Regions from separate parts of the Mus musculus genome. Here regions 1, 2 and 3 are each linked to region 4. A link is a contact called in ENCODE Hi-C or POLR2A ChIA-PET data. All regions are on one chromosome and are shown on one strand. Each heading gives the region's core, a stretch centred on a gene start or an enhancer-like site at or near the end of the contact. The rest is flanking DNA. Distances are from core to core; before and after follow the strand shown. Region 1 overlaps Dmtn (dematin actin binding protein). Region 2 holds the start of Bmp1 (bone morphogenetic protein 1). Region 3 overlaps Lgi3 (leucine-rich repeat LGI family, member 3). Region 4 holds the start of Nudt18 (nudix (nucleoside diphosphate linked moiety X)-type motif 18).

Region 1 (3,168 bases), core at 368-2,867, 46 kb before region 4:
CTGCAGAATTCTTTCAGAGCTCACGTGTGGGGAGAGTGGAATGGGGACCTCTCCTGAATTCTAGAATCTGGATTTAGGGTGGGAGTTTCCTCTCCTCCCCAGATCTGCCGATCCAGCTATATATACCTCAGGACTCAGATCTATAAGGAACGTGTTTGGACAAAGCAAGCCTGAGCAGTGGAGGGACCTAGCTAGAAAAGAGAAACTTACCTCTTCTGAGGAAAGAGCACAGAAATGGCCACTAACTCGGTCAAGAGGGGAACCTAAGAAAACTCTAATGAGCTCAGGCATGTTTGCAGGGGAGGGAGGCAGGAGGGGGGGTCAAAGGGAAAGGAGCACTCTTGTCACTGAGAGTGGGTAGGCAGGTCCTGGAACAGACGGACTCCGTTATCTACTCCTGAAGCTGCCTGATCTTGTTCAATGGGACAGGTGTCATTCAGAGTTGGTATGAGGAATGCATAGTCCAAAGCAATAGGAAAAGGATCAGAAAGCATTTGCATGAGCGAGAGAGAGAGAGAGAGAGAGAAAGAGAGAGAGAGAGAGAAAACAAGAGAAGAGAAAGTAACAGGGCCTTGGTGGCCTGAGAAAAGGCCAGGGATAAACTTGACTTAAGTAAGGCTTTTGATGAGCCACTGGCCTAAGCAGGCCCAAACCCTGCTGTCCCGTGTCTCACCCCACCCTACAATACACACATTCACTGTAGTGCGCGCCCAGTTCCCGCCCTATTGACTACACCACCCTTCTCCCACCCTAGGATGCTGTTTTGGGAACGGGTGACCTAGCTGGAGCCTGTCTTTATTTCTGGCATTGCGTTGTTGTTGCCACAGCAACTGTGCAAGTGGGGCTGGGAGGGGGAGAGGGAGAGGGAGAAAAGAAGAAGAAGGGAAAAGGAAGGCAGGAAGAAAGACAGAGACACTGAAGGAAACAGAGGCAGAGAATGGGCCTCCCACCTGCCTGACCTAGCCCACATGGCAGGCCTGTTAACTCATGAACTAACTCTCCAGCATGGCTTGACGATGCTCAGTTGTCCCAGGGCCAGATCCTACACTCTCACCCAATCCTGACTCCCAGCTCCTGCTGTACGGGTCAGGTGAGAGGTAGAGAGACCCAAGTTCATATTAAAATGGAATCTTTGGGGATGCATTGGAAAGATAGGAAATTCCTTTGGCTTAAATTCAGCCCGGTTGGAATTTCATCCAGCTTGCCTTCTTTTGGGTGGCCCTGGGTAAGCTCACCTCTTAGTTCTTTTTTGTTCTCATCTGTAAGGGAACAAAATGCCAATGTGTTAAGTAGAAAGTAGCGGTGGCTTCGGATGGAAACAAGGGCTGGACTAGACCCCCACCTGAGATGGTGGATCTCTGTGCCTGCTGAACTTTCTACATTTCATTTCTCCAAGTCCAGGGCTTTTAATCTGGATCCATCCCTGCCTGGGATGGGTAGGTGCCAACCTGGAGATCCCTGTGGGCAAGTCTTATCACCCATATCCTGGGGAGCTGCAAAGCTCTGGTTGCCGTGGAAATGAGAGGGTGGGTGGTTTGAGGTGGGGCCTGGCTGGTGGCTCAGATAAGGCTGGGGCGGCCAGCTGAAGGTGGGTGCGGCTGAGATGGAAGGATGGGAAGCCTGCTGGCTATTGACCTGAGCCTGGGAGGTTGAAGGGGGTCTTCCGACACCTGGACTGGCTTCCTCTATGGTGCCGTACCCCCACCCCTCCCCTTCTTTCCCCTTCCCTTCCTGCTGCAGCCTGACCTTTTAGTCCGTATCCACAGAAGTTACAGAACTTGGGGAGTGTTCTGAATGAAGTAAGCGGGGCCATGACGGAGGATGGAGAGGGATCAGGCCCGGAGGAGGAATGTGAGAAATTAGCTTGGGTGAGGGGACTTCACGTGGGTGCGGTAGGCAGATGCCTGTGCAGTGTGACTAAACGGAAGCTGAAAAATCACCCTCCCTCCCCACACACCTCCTTCCCACCCACTCCCATCTTTCCTTTCTCGTCTTCCACTCCAAAAAAATGGTTTCCCCTGCTGGCCTTCTGACAGCCTCAAATGTCCCCAGCAAGAACCTTATTCATAGCCCGGGGTTATAGTTTAGTTACCTAGTGCCTGGTGTGCATGACGCCCCTGGGCTGATCCCCACGACCAAGTGAAGCCAGGCTAGGTAGCGCCAAAGGTTCGGGCTTTCCAGAGGTGAAGTTGAAGGTCATCCTAGGTTGGGATTAAGTAGTTGGAGACCAGCCTGGGCTACAGTGAAAACTCTTATCTAAAACAAACCAACAAAGCACCCACTGCTAAAACCTTTCATTCAAATGCAAATGTCCCTAAGGCTCTGCCTTTTAGCACTTTCCCAAAAGGCGCTGATTTGTGTGCTCTGGTACCACACAGGGATGCAGGACCCAGATGGAGCCTGGGGAGCCCCACTAGTGCTGTGGGGGCGCCTCAGGCAGGGCCCAGCTGTGGAGGGCCTGGCAAGGGGAAGGGACAGAGGAGCACAATAACTCAACCTGAAGTGGTACTGTGGTCAGTGAGCTTAAGTGTGCCCTTGACCCAGTACTTACTGAAGTCTCATTTCACCACGCTACATGCAACCCATGCTACAACTGAGGGAACAGTTCACAGGACTGAGACGGCGTGGTGAGGGTGAAAGGCAGGACCGTGAAATCCGGAGTCCACAGTCAATCATGATAGTCTGTAAATATCAACTATTATATAACTCTGTCCACTGGTGTTTGCAATCGGGTTCCTGAGTGGCGGCTGTGTGTAGGCATGCTGGTGCTTGTTCATATGTAACCATGGCTTTCATGTCTGGCCACAACCCCGGGGACCCTTTGCTCCGTGAAGCGCCCCACGCCTGGTGTTCTGGGTGAGGTGCTAGAACATTATTCCTCCTGTCGGTCTTTGCTCTCCAGAATGCCCATTACAGCTCCCCTGCGCTCTAGGCCGCCTTCCTGGTAAAACGGAGAGGCCCTCTGACCAGCTGCCTCCCTGTGCCCTGTTCTGTTACAACCCAACTTCCGGTCCTTCCCCTTCTCAGTGAGAAGCAAGTGTTTTCTCCAGAGCCTGTCCTCCGCTGGCCCTCCCGCCCGCCCCGGTGCTGACAATCCTTTGTTCCCTGTCAGCCACCCTGCTGCAGCCTCAAACCCAGGACTTTGCAGAAGCTCCATTCCTCCCGTGG
Region 2 (2,827 bases), core at 148-2,647, 58 kb after region 4:
CTACCAGCTCTCAGGTGGCCCTGCTAAGTTGTTGGCCTTGGCTGAGCTTAGACATGACCTATGGGCTTCTACATCCAACCCAGTCCCTCTCTGAATTTGTGAGGAAACTGATCCTCGAGAATTACCAACTTAGTGTCCCACACTAAATAAAGCAGGTGACATTGAAAGTAGGTGTTCTTTCCAGGCCAAGCCCTCCACACCCACCTCTAAGCTGGGCCAGGAGGAAGGGCATGATACTGGTTCCGAGTCCGATTCTTCCGGGAGAGACCTGGCTTTCCTAGGCCTTGCTGTGAGCACCCTGTGTGGAGAGCTACCACTCTACTATATCTAGCATCCACAGGTGAGCAACAGTACCTTTCAGGGTGCCTGGGCAACACTGGCAGGGCTTGGGCTGCCTGCTTTGTCAGGGGACCTACTAGGTATCTCTTAAAGTCAGTGGTCTCGGGAGCTCGGAGGATGGAGGGTTCCCAGACACATCCCACACTGGACCCAAGCGGGTGGCTTCTTCAGTCCCCATAAGCATTAGTTCTTTGCTTCACAGGGTCGGTAGAAACCGCAGCGGGACAGGAAAGACCCTCCGCAAAGGGTCTTTGTCAGACAAGCAGGAAGCTGCTCCTGCCCAGAAACCGGTGGAAGTCTGTAAAGGAAAGGTGTCTCTCCTACGGGCCAGGGGGATCCTATCACAAAAGAATAAAGCAGCCTGATTGGAAAACAAAGAGTGGCGCTTCTTTTCTTTCACATTTTCTCAGCTCGGCTTCTAGCAGAAGCCGTCCTAGGAAGGAGAGGGTTTGGAGAGTTGGGGCGCTTTGCCACGTCCTTTCTAAGAGTGATGGAGGTTTGGTCCTACCCCAGGTAATGGGGAACAGAGCAAAAGGCAGGGACAGAGGACGGGACCTGGGTGCCATACACGGGTGTTAGGCGCCCTCCAGCGGTGTGTCCACAAGGAAGGACAGCGACAGAGACAGGCAGGGAGACAGCTAGACAGAGAGACAGTGAGAAGCGAGAGAGCCGAGATCTAAGACAGACAGACTCTGGAGTCTCTGGGAGAGAACGATCGATCGCTGATCCAGTGTCTAAGAGGAAGGAACGGACCTGACAGCGTGTCCCGTGCCCGGAGGCACTCCGCCTGGTACAGGACAGCGGCCTGTAGGGGGCCCCTCGCGGAGCGGTGCCTCCGGGCATCCCTGGCCCGCGCCCCCTCCCCGGCCCCTGCCCCAGTCCCAGGCAGCGGATTCCCCTCCGGGGCGGGCGGTGCTACTCTCGTCCTCCCCGCCCGGCTGGCGTGCTTCCCGGCCCGGCCGAGCACGGTCCCGGCCCCGAGGGGGGCTGAGCTGGGCGAAAACCCGCCCTCCAGCGAGCTCATTTCCCTAAAAGGGGGGGTGGGGTGGGGAGTGGGAGGGCGGCGAGAAAAGAAAGGGAGCGACCGAGAGGAGGGCGAGGGGACGCCGGAGCCCAGGGCCGGAGAGAGCCGGGCCGAGCGGGGGGCGGGAGACAGGAAACGGGACGGGAAGAGGTGGCCTCGGGGGGAGAGCGCCTCCCCTTCGCCTTCAGCGCTCCCTTCCCCGTCGCCCCGCTCCCGCGTCCGGGCGCGACCGCCACCGCCACCGCCGCCCGCCAGCATGCCCGGCGTGGCCCGCCCGCCGCTGCCGCTGCTGTCGCTGCCGCTGCTACTGCTGCTGCTGCTGCTCCCGCGCGCCGGCCGGCCGCTGGACTTGGCCGACTACACCTACGACCTGGGCGAGGAGGACGCCCCGGAGCTCCTCAACTACAAAGACCCTTGCAAGGCGGGTGAGCGACCCCCGGCTCCCCCAGGGCGCACGGAAGCCGGGCGTGGGCAGGCTGGGATCGAGGCTCCCGGCCGGGCAGGGGTTGGGGTTGGGGTTGTAGTTGGGGTTGGGGGAGGACAGTCCAGTGTGGGAAGCTGGGAGCTGCTTGGTTGGCAATGCAGTGGGGGAACAAAAGACCGAGGGAGAAAGGGAGGGGGAAGTTTGGGGGACTTTTAGGACTGAAGTTTTGCTGCTGTTTGTGGAAACTGCTGCGGCTGCCGTTCGCCTTCACAGAGGAATCCTGGGGAAACCTCCCTCGGTCCCAGCGAATCCCGCTGGCAAGGAGGCTTTTTCTCCACCGGGAAACTTTACTGGCCAAACTGTGTGTGTGTGTGTGTGTGTGTGTGTGTGTGTGTGTGTGTCCGTCCGTCCGTCCGTCCGTGTCCCTTCTCCCCTATCCCTCCTGCTTTGTGGAATACTGGTGTTTGCCTGCTTGTCTGTTTGCCATAGTGCCGCACAGCACATCTGTCTGGTTTGATGCCCAGAAAGAAGGCCTGCAGCTCCAAAGGGATAGATTTTCCCGGCTTCTCAGCCCAGTGGAAGGAGAAAGTTTTTCAGGAGGTTCTATGGAATACTTCTTCATAGGCAATCCTATGAATCTAGCCAGCAGCAGGAGCTCTCTGAACACTCAAGAGACAGCTGTCAAAGTCAGAGAAATTGGCGGCAGGGGTGGGGGCTTGGGGGGCACAGGGGGACTTACCTGTGCCTTTGTGTGCCAGGAGAGCTTTGCCAGAGCTCAGTTAGGTTAGCAAATGAGTCTCACAAAGAGGTCTCAGATATTCTACATCAGCTCTCTCGCCCTACAGACACCTGAGGCTAATTAGTCAAGTCAGGGCTTCTAGTGTGTGTGTGTGTGTGTGTGTGTGTGTGTGTGTGTGTGTGTGTGTGTGTGATCTTTGTTCATGAGGACTCTCCTGCTGTGATTCCCTTGGAGTGACCAGATGACCAGACACACTCAGGCCATTGGCCTAATTGATGTTCCCAAGCAGGCTGTCTGGAAT
Region 3 (2,863 bases), core at 168-2,667, 39 kb after region 4:
ATGAACTCCCAGCTTGGAGTCACTCCATCTCAAATACAATCCTGCAGACCAGCATAGCTCATATGTGCCAGGCACAGTCTTCAAGAGGACCGACATACATCTGTGTTCAATGCACTTAGATCTCACGAAGGACGATAAGGCGGGCCCGATATGCACCAGCCTATCCCATGATAGATGAGCCTGCTGCTTGGGCATCATTAGACCCACTTTGCAGATAAGGAGACTGAGACACATACAGGCGAAGTAAGTATCTGAAAGCCATCCACTGCTTTTCCTCAGCAAGTGAAGTGAATCCCCATACTCTACAAAATGCGTTAGCTAATCTGCTTTGTAGGATTTGAGGTTCAGAAAAACTAGTTGGCATCAAGCAAAGTAATCCAGCTGACATCTGGACATGTGCGGTCCAGACTGGAGCTCAGAGCATGGGGTTAAGACATGTTCTGGGGTTCTCAGACCTGTTCTTCTTCTCTTGTGGTAGATCAGTGATATGGGATGCACACGGACATTGTTTGAATGGGAATTAAAACAGTGGTGCTAGCGATTAGGAATGGCCTCCACAGGCTCCTCTCATATGCTAGGGCCCTCAAAGAATGGCACTACTTGAGAAGGACTAAGAGGTGTGGCCTTATTGGAGTAGGTGTGTCCTTAGTAGAGAAAGTGTGTCCACTGGGGAGTGGGCTTTGAGGTTTCAAAAGCCCAAACCAGGCCCAGGTCACTCTCTCTTCCTGCTGCCTGCAGATCAGTACCCCGTCTTTCTGTGTGCCACCATCCTTCCCACCATACTGACAATGGACTAAGCCTCTGACACCATAAACAAGCCCCAACTAGATATTTCCTTTTATAAGACTCACCACGGCCATGGTGTTTCTTTACAGCAATAGAAACCCTAAGACAGACATATATATGACCAGCGAGAAATGAAAGGGACCCTGGGGAACAGGTGAGGAACAGTAGAAGGGAAGAGACCTGTGTGTGTATGTGCAGGGGGTACACATGCCAGCACCCCCTCCTGGGGTTGTCACATCTACCATTTCTGTCCCTTTCCCCGTTTCTTCTCATGTAAGATGGCAATGGGTTCCCAATTTTTTCAAGTCTGGGGGTGGAAAGAATGACAAGGAAAGAGACCACACAGCTGAGCGTGGCAGTTTTGCAACATGGTGCTATCACCAGGGTTCCCTAGTGACCCTGGTCACTGCTTCAGCCCGAGCCCTGTCTGATGATCTTCCCCTCCCCTTCCTTTTGTCCCAGGCTCTTCCTGGAGTCTCAGGGATGGACAGAATGGAAACAAGCAGGAGAGGGACCAGTGCCGCTGTGTCTGTTGGCACCTGGTCCTGAAGAGCTTTATGTCAGGCACAAAGCCATGGATTTGTTTTGAGAAGAGCTCGGAGCCAAAGCGGGCTCCTGGGTAGCAGATGACATAATGGAGAGATGTTTCAGGAAGGGCAGACCAGAAGGATCTGAGAAGTAGGCCGGCGGGAGGGATCTAGAAACCATAGCAATGAGGACAGGCTTGGATGAAGGTTGTAGTGCGGCAAGGGGGCAGGGGAAGGATGCTCATTTGGAAACCCTCAGAGATAAAGAGTGGGGAATTGGTGGCTGGTTAAAAACGGGGAGAAGAAGGAGCAGCATATTACCTAGCTCTCCCAGGCGCCTCACTTTGGTGGTTGTAGTAACAATGGCAGACATCTGTCCAGTGGGGAGCTCAGGGAGCGACTGGTAGATGGCCAGGGCGGCAAAGGGCTGAGCATGTCTTTGCCATGTTGCTTAGAGACATCCTGACCAAGGGACAGACCTAGGTCTTAGCAGGTCCGTGCCTATAATCTCCAGGAAGGAACAGTGGCCTGTGATTCAGTCCCAGGTGGCAGAGACTCATCACTTAGCCCAGCACCTGTGTGGCATCACCAGGAACTCCTGACCTTAGTGCCAGGTGACCTTGACAGCATCTGAGGGAAAGGAGCCAAGAGGAAGCTGGTACGGTCTCTGTGTACTGCAAGGACAGGTGACACAACCCTGTCTCTGCTCCTAGCAAAACATCTGAGGACACCTGAGAGCTAGCAGTGGGGTGGAACTTTATTCGAAGCAAAGGAATCTTAGCATTATCCCCAGGTGCATCAGGCCGCAAGAAATCCTCTCAGCCTGATCATTTCCTACTTCAGGGCTGCTGCTCCCAGAGGACAGCAGAGGGCAGCAGAGGCCTGGTTCCCAGGTGTCCCTCCCTGCCATCCTCATCCAGCCTCCACCGAGCTGTGCCTCCGGGGGGCATCTCCATGGCATGGAGGGGTGCCAGGGCGACCAACATGTTCCTGGCGCCCACACAAGTAGCTCAGGCTGTCTCAGGATTCTTGCCTTGGCTGATTTTTTTTTATATATCCAGTCAAGGAGCAATCACACTTTGGGATCCGCATCTCAAAGATAGGGTGAGAGAGGAGATGGCCCGAGCTTGAAAAAGCAATAGCTATCCAGAGAAAGCCTTCCCACCCGTGTCCCTTTGAGCTGGGACTGAGTCGTGGAAGAAAACTCTAGTGAGGAGAGCTATACTGCACTGTGAAGAACCCAGTTGCTGCTGCCTCTTGTTATTATTGCTTCTGGATGAAGTGGCTTTGTCCCCACGAGGCCATGGTCACGTTTTCTGTTGCTATCCTTATGAGCCACACAGGGGGCACACTGGGGAGAGCAGAGAAAGTGTGGGTGCTGTAGGCACCCTCCAAGAAGAGCAGCTACGGGGTATCAAGGACGCCGGTTTGCCCAGCACCTAGTCCGCTCACGTACACACCCCCAGACGTGTGCAGATACAGAATCAGAAGTGTGGTGGGGTATGCACAAGTATGCAGCTGAGTTTGTCCATCAGTGTCCACAGGTGCAT
Region 4 (3,135 bases), core at 52-2,551:
TGTTGGTCGAGCGAGGAACACAAAGCGGATCCAGGAGGCGCCCCTCTCCTCCACGGACAGCAGTGTCACTGGCTCACAGAGCAGCCCTGCCTCCTCCTTCACCTCCCGCTGCATGGCCTCCACGATGGTTTCTCCTGGTTCCATTCTTCCTGCAGGGAGGTACCATGTCCCCCGGCATTCCCTCTTGGCCTCCTGTATCATCAACACCTCATCCTGGGAGGGAGGGAAGTGAGACAATCTTCACTCCTACCCAGCCAGTCTGGGGGCTTCAGAAGAGTAGCCCCTACCTGGATGGCAGCCCAAAGCTCCCTTCTTGGTAGACAGACACCTTTAGGATGCTGGATCCTCAGGAGTCAGGCCCTGATATGGCTGAAAGCAGTGGCTGTCTCCGCTTTGCTGTAACTCAAACCCAGAGGGACTTCTGTTGTAGAAAGGGGCTGAGGACCTTGGGCGTTGCTCTAGGAGGCTTCCTCCTGAAGGTTGCCACCACTCCTATACTGACTCATTTATGCCACTGTCTTGCTCTTGTTCCCATGGGACTTACAAACCGCCTGTGTCAAGTCCTCAATCTAGGGTCTGAGGCTTTGAAACTTAGCTCCACCCCTATACCAACCTACCCCTTCTTGGCCAGGATTTTATAACGCTGACTTGTGCAGAAGTGATCACTAAAAAGAACTCTCACAGGATCGGAGGCCTGCATGTAAGCTCCCCATTACTCTCCCGAGGCGCCGGGAGAGTCTAGACTCCTGGAAAGGAAGGGGGCATATTACAGGCCTCTCCTGGTGGGGGGCGAGGTCTAGTGGATGAGATAAACCGCCCCGGGACCTCGGCTTCTCCTTCCATATTATAGAGTCTACAGAAGGACGATCTCAGCTCAGCTGCTAGTGTTGAGAGTGCTTTGCAACATTGGGAAGCGCCACATACAGGCAGCGGCCGTTGGCTCGCCTGTTCAGATCAGGGCAGGCGGCACGCTCCCGAGACCAGCCGAAGGCCAGCGGCCGGTCGGACGCTCACCTGCTCGTTGAGGAACACGGCCAGCACCACGTAGCAGACATTCTTCCGCAGCCGCACGGGAAACAGCGGCTTCCCAGCCGGCTCCGAGTCACAGCTCTGCACCAGCAACCCCTTTCCCCCCAGCACGGTGGCAAGCGCCCCTGCCAGGCCCTCCGTGGCCATCAAGTCTCCGGGGAGGTGGCAAGCCGGGACCTGCCAGACCCCCGGAGGCAAGCGGCCGGGACCTGAGCTGCGGTGGGCCGCGGCGCCCTCGCCCCCTCCCCTGACTTGAGGGCCAAGACTAACACGGAACCTCCGGGAGAGACCTGGTCGCTGATAGGCTGCGCGTCACTGCGGCCTGCCCGGATTGGCCAGCTCGCAGCGGTTATCGGGAGGGCGGGGCGCCGGGATCCTCCCTCTGCCCCCTCCTCTCCTGGGTTTCAGCCTCACTTCACACTCTCCCTAGCGATTAGCTAATTCACCCAGCACGCACTTGTCCGCGCGGGTTCCGACGGTGATGTCATCCTGCCTGTAGGGTGATGAACACCACTGTGACCAGGGTCGATGGCGTCACTCGTCCGATGACATTACGGAAGCCCAGACTCCGCCGTTCGCTCCCACTGTCCAGCTTTTATCATAAACGAACCACAGAAGTGCTCACGACGAATAGGCCCCAAATAACTTTCTGACTTCGTTAAAATGCTCTGAATGTGGTATGGCTCAGGCACATAACGTTGCGTTAGAAATTCTGATCTGTCTAGGTCGATGGACACAGGGCATTTTAAGAGTCCGAGGCTAAAGGATTGGTTTGGGGGTGGGGTGGGGGATGGGGAACGTGATTGACAAGCCTCAGAGGAGGGATGGGACAGGTGGTCAAGGTGGGACAAGGCTGGGGATGAGAAGAAGCTAAGGGGGGGGGGGATGAATGAAAGGGAGATTGAAGTCAGCACTGTAGCCTGCATCCGATCCTGTGCCCAATGCTTTTCCCAGGCTTCTGAAACAGACTCCATCTTTAGAGGGCAGGGGTGGTGCCCTCCTACCCAGCGTCCAGGGCCTGGTCATGAGGAACAGGGTGTGGGTTGTTTTGGCCAGCTCCTGCTTCTCTCCCAGCCTGACCTTTCTTCCTCTGAGCTTCTTTAACCTCCACTCAGGACAGGAAGGCAGGGCCAGCTGAGAGGAATCCACAAAGCAGGCCAAGTCTGGGCTCCTCACCCCATCCCAGACTTCCCTTTCCTCCCCCACTGCTGGCTCTGTGTACCTCCTTTGGGGGACAGTGGCTTGATGGTACTGACAAAGCTCTGGAGTTTAAAAGCCAGACATCCAGCCTCTGCTGACTGACGTGCTCTGTGCCCTGGGTGGCCTCAATGTCCTCATCTGTACAGTAGGTCTGTAACAGCCCTCCTTTTCCATACTTGTTGAGAAGCCAAGAGAGCTTGGGAGAAGCCATGCACTATCTGAACACCGTCACCAGGCAGCCCACCTGTTCTCCAGGTAGGGTCTCAAAGCCATAGTCCATAGAGCACACCTGCACATACAAGAACACACACACCGTGAAACTGGGGAGTATAGCTCAGCGGTAGAGTATTTACCTAGCATACACAAGGCCCTGAGTTCAATTCCCAGCACCACAAAACCACATCTGTGCTCTGTAGACTTGACTGGCAGGCGATCTCAGCCCTCCGGGACTGGTCTCAGCCTTTCTTCTCCCCGATGCTGATGCAAACTCCCTGAAGAGGAAATCTACGTGAGGTTGGATGGGCACTGTTAGTGGCCCACAGTATTTTCAGGCACTTGGACACTTCTGACTTGAGGCCACTGAAGACCTCCTATTTCTAAATTAACTGTAGTCATCGGCAGAGGGTCAAGATCAGGCCCCAGGGTGCAGAGCCACTTGTTAAAGGCCTCCTCTCTCTTCTCCACCTCTCTCTTCCCCTACCCTCCTCTCCCCCTACCCCCCTTTTGCTCTCTCAGTGCCTCAGTTTTCCCATCTGTGAAGTGGAGGCAGCACTGGTCAGACACTCCATTCTTTCTCCCAGGGATGATTTGGGAGAGGGTGAGGTCATGTCTGGGCAGGCTGGGAGAGTGGCAGAGGCGTCCTAAGATAAACAGCAGCCGGCCCAACTGCCTGGTAGAGCAAAGGCT

Evidence for each region. Hi-C counts contacts between places; a loop is a spot of excess contacts on that map. ChIA-PET counts read pairs that join two places held with the same protein, here RNA polymerase II (POLR2A).
Region 1: a map of left cerebral cortex shows a loop between it and region 4 (3-fold over the local background). The contact joins the enhancer-like site here to the promoter of Nudt18 in region 4. A Hi-C loop is called at or near these places in 1 of 37 maps with a recorded cell type or tissue (left cerebral cortex). POLR2A ChIA-PET finds 5 or more read pairs at or near these places in 4 of 5 experiments (Patski and embryonic stem cell).
Region 2: a loop to region 4 is called in a map of heart, with 5 times the contacts of the local background. The contact joins the promoter of Bmp1 here to the promoter of Nudt18 in region 4. A Hi-C loop is called at or near these places in 2 of 37 maps with a recorded cell type or tissue (Patski and heart). POLR2A ChIA-PET finds 5 or more read pairs at or near these places in 1 of 5 experiments (Patski).
Region 3: POLR2A ChIA-PET joins it to region 4 with 14 read pairs in embryonic stem cell. The contact joins the enhancer-like site here to the promoter of Nudt18 in region 4. A Hi-C loop is called at or near these places in 2 of 37 maps with a recorded cell type or tissue (heart and left cerebral cortex). POLR2A ChIA-PET finds 5 or more read pairs at or near these places in 3 of 5 experiments (Patski and embryonic stem cell).

The regions. Positions count from the first base shown.
Region 1 is chr14:70,622,425-70,625,592 of GRCm38, reverse strand. All of the region lies in intron 1 of Dmtn (dematin actin binding protein), which reads left to right. Among named protein-coding and RNA genes, the nearest start is that of Dmtn, 3.1 kb to the left of the region's middle. Within about 2 kb of position 1,617, at least 2 of the 3 ENCODE cell types and tissues checked have a DNase peak (open chromatin) inside an H3K27ac peak, as active enhancers do; they include left cerebral cortex, where a contact is called at or near this core.
Region 2 is chr14:70,518,830-70,521,656 of GRCm38, reverse strand. It overlaps Bmp1 (bone morphogenetic protein 1), which reads left to right and starts at 1,397. Exons shown (of 20, transcript NM_009755.3): 1 at 1,397-1,788. The coding sequence starts at 1,620. Sftpc (surfactant associated protein C) reads left to right here. Exons shown (of 6, transcript NM_011359.2): 5 at 185-340; 6 at 542-716. The coding sequence ends at 331.
Region 3 is chr14:70,537,514-70,540,376 of GRCm38, reverse strand. Lgi3 (leucine-rich repeat LGI family, member 3) reads right to left here. Exons shown (of 8, transcript NM_145219.4): 8 at 2,053-2,863. Among named protein-coding and RNA genes, the nearest start is that of Reep4, 6.3 kb to the left of the region's middle. Within about 2 kb of position 1,417, at least 1 of the 3 ENCODE cell types and tissues checked has a DNase peak (open chromatin) inside an H3K27ac peak, as active enhancers do; it is left cerebral cortex, where a contact is called at or near this core.
Region 4 is chr14:70,575,990-70,579,124 of GRCm38, reverse strand. It overlaps Nudt18 (nudix (nucleoside diphosphate linked moiety X)-type motif 18), which reads right to left and starts at 1,301. Exons shown (of 3, transcript NM_153136.5): 1 at 1,015-1,301; 2 at 1-213. The coding sequence starts at 1,176.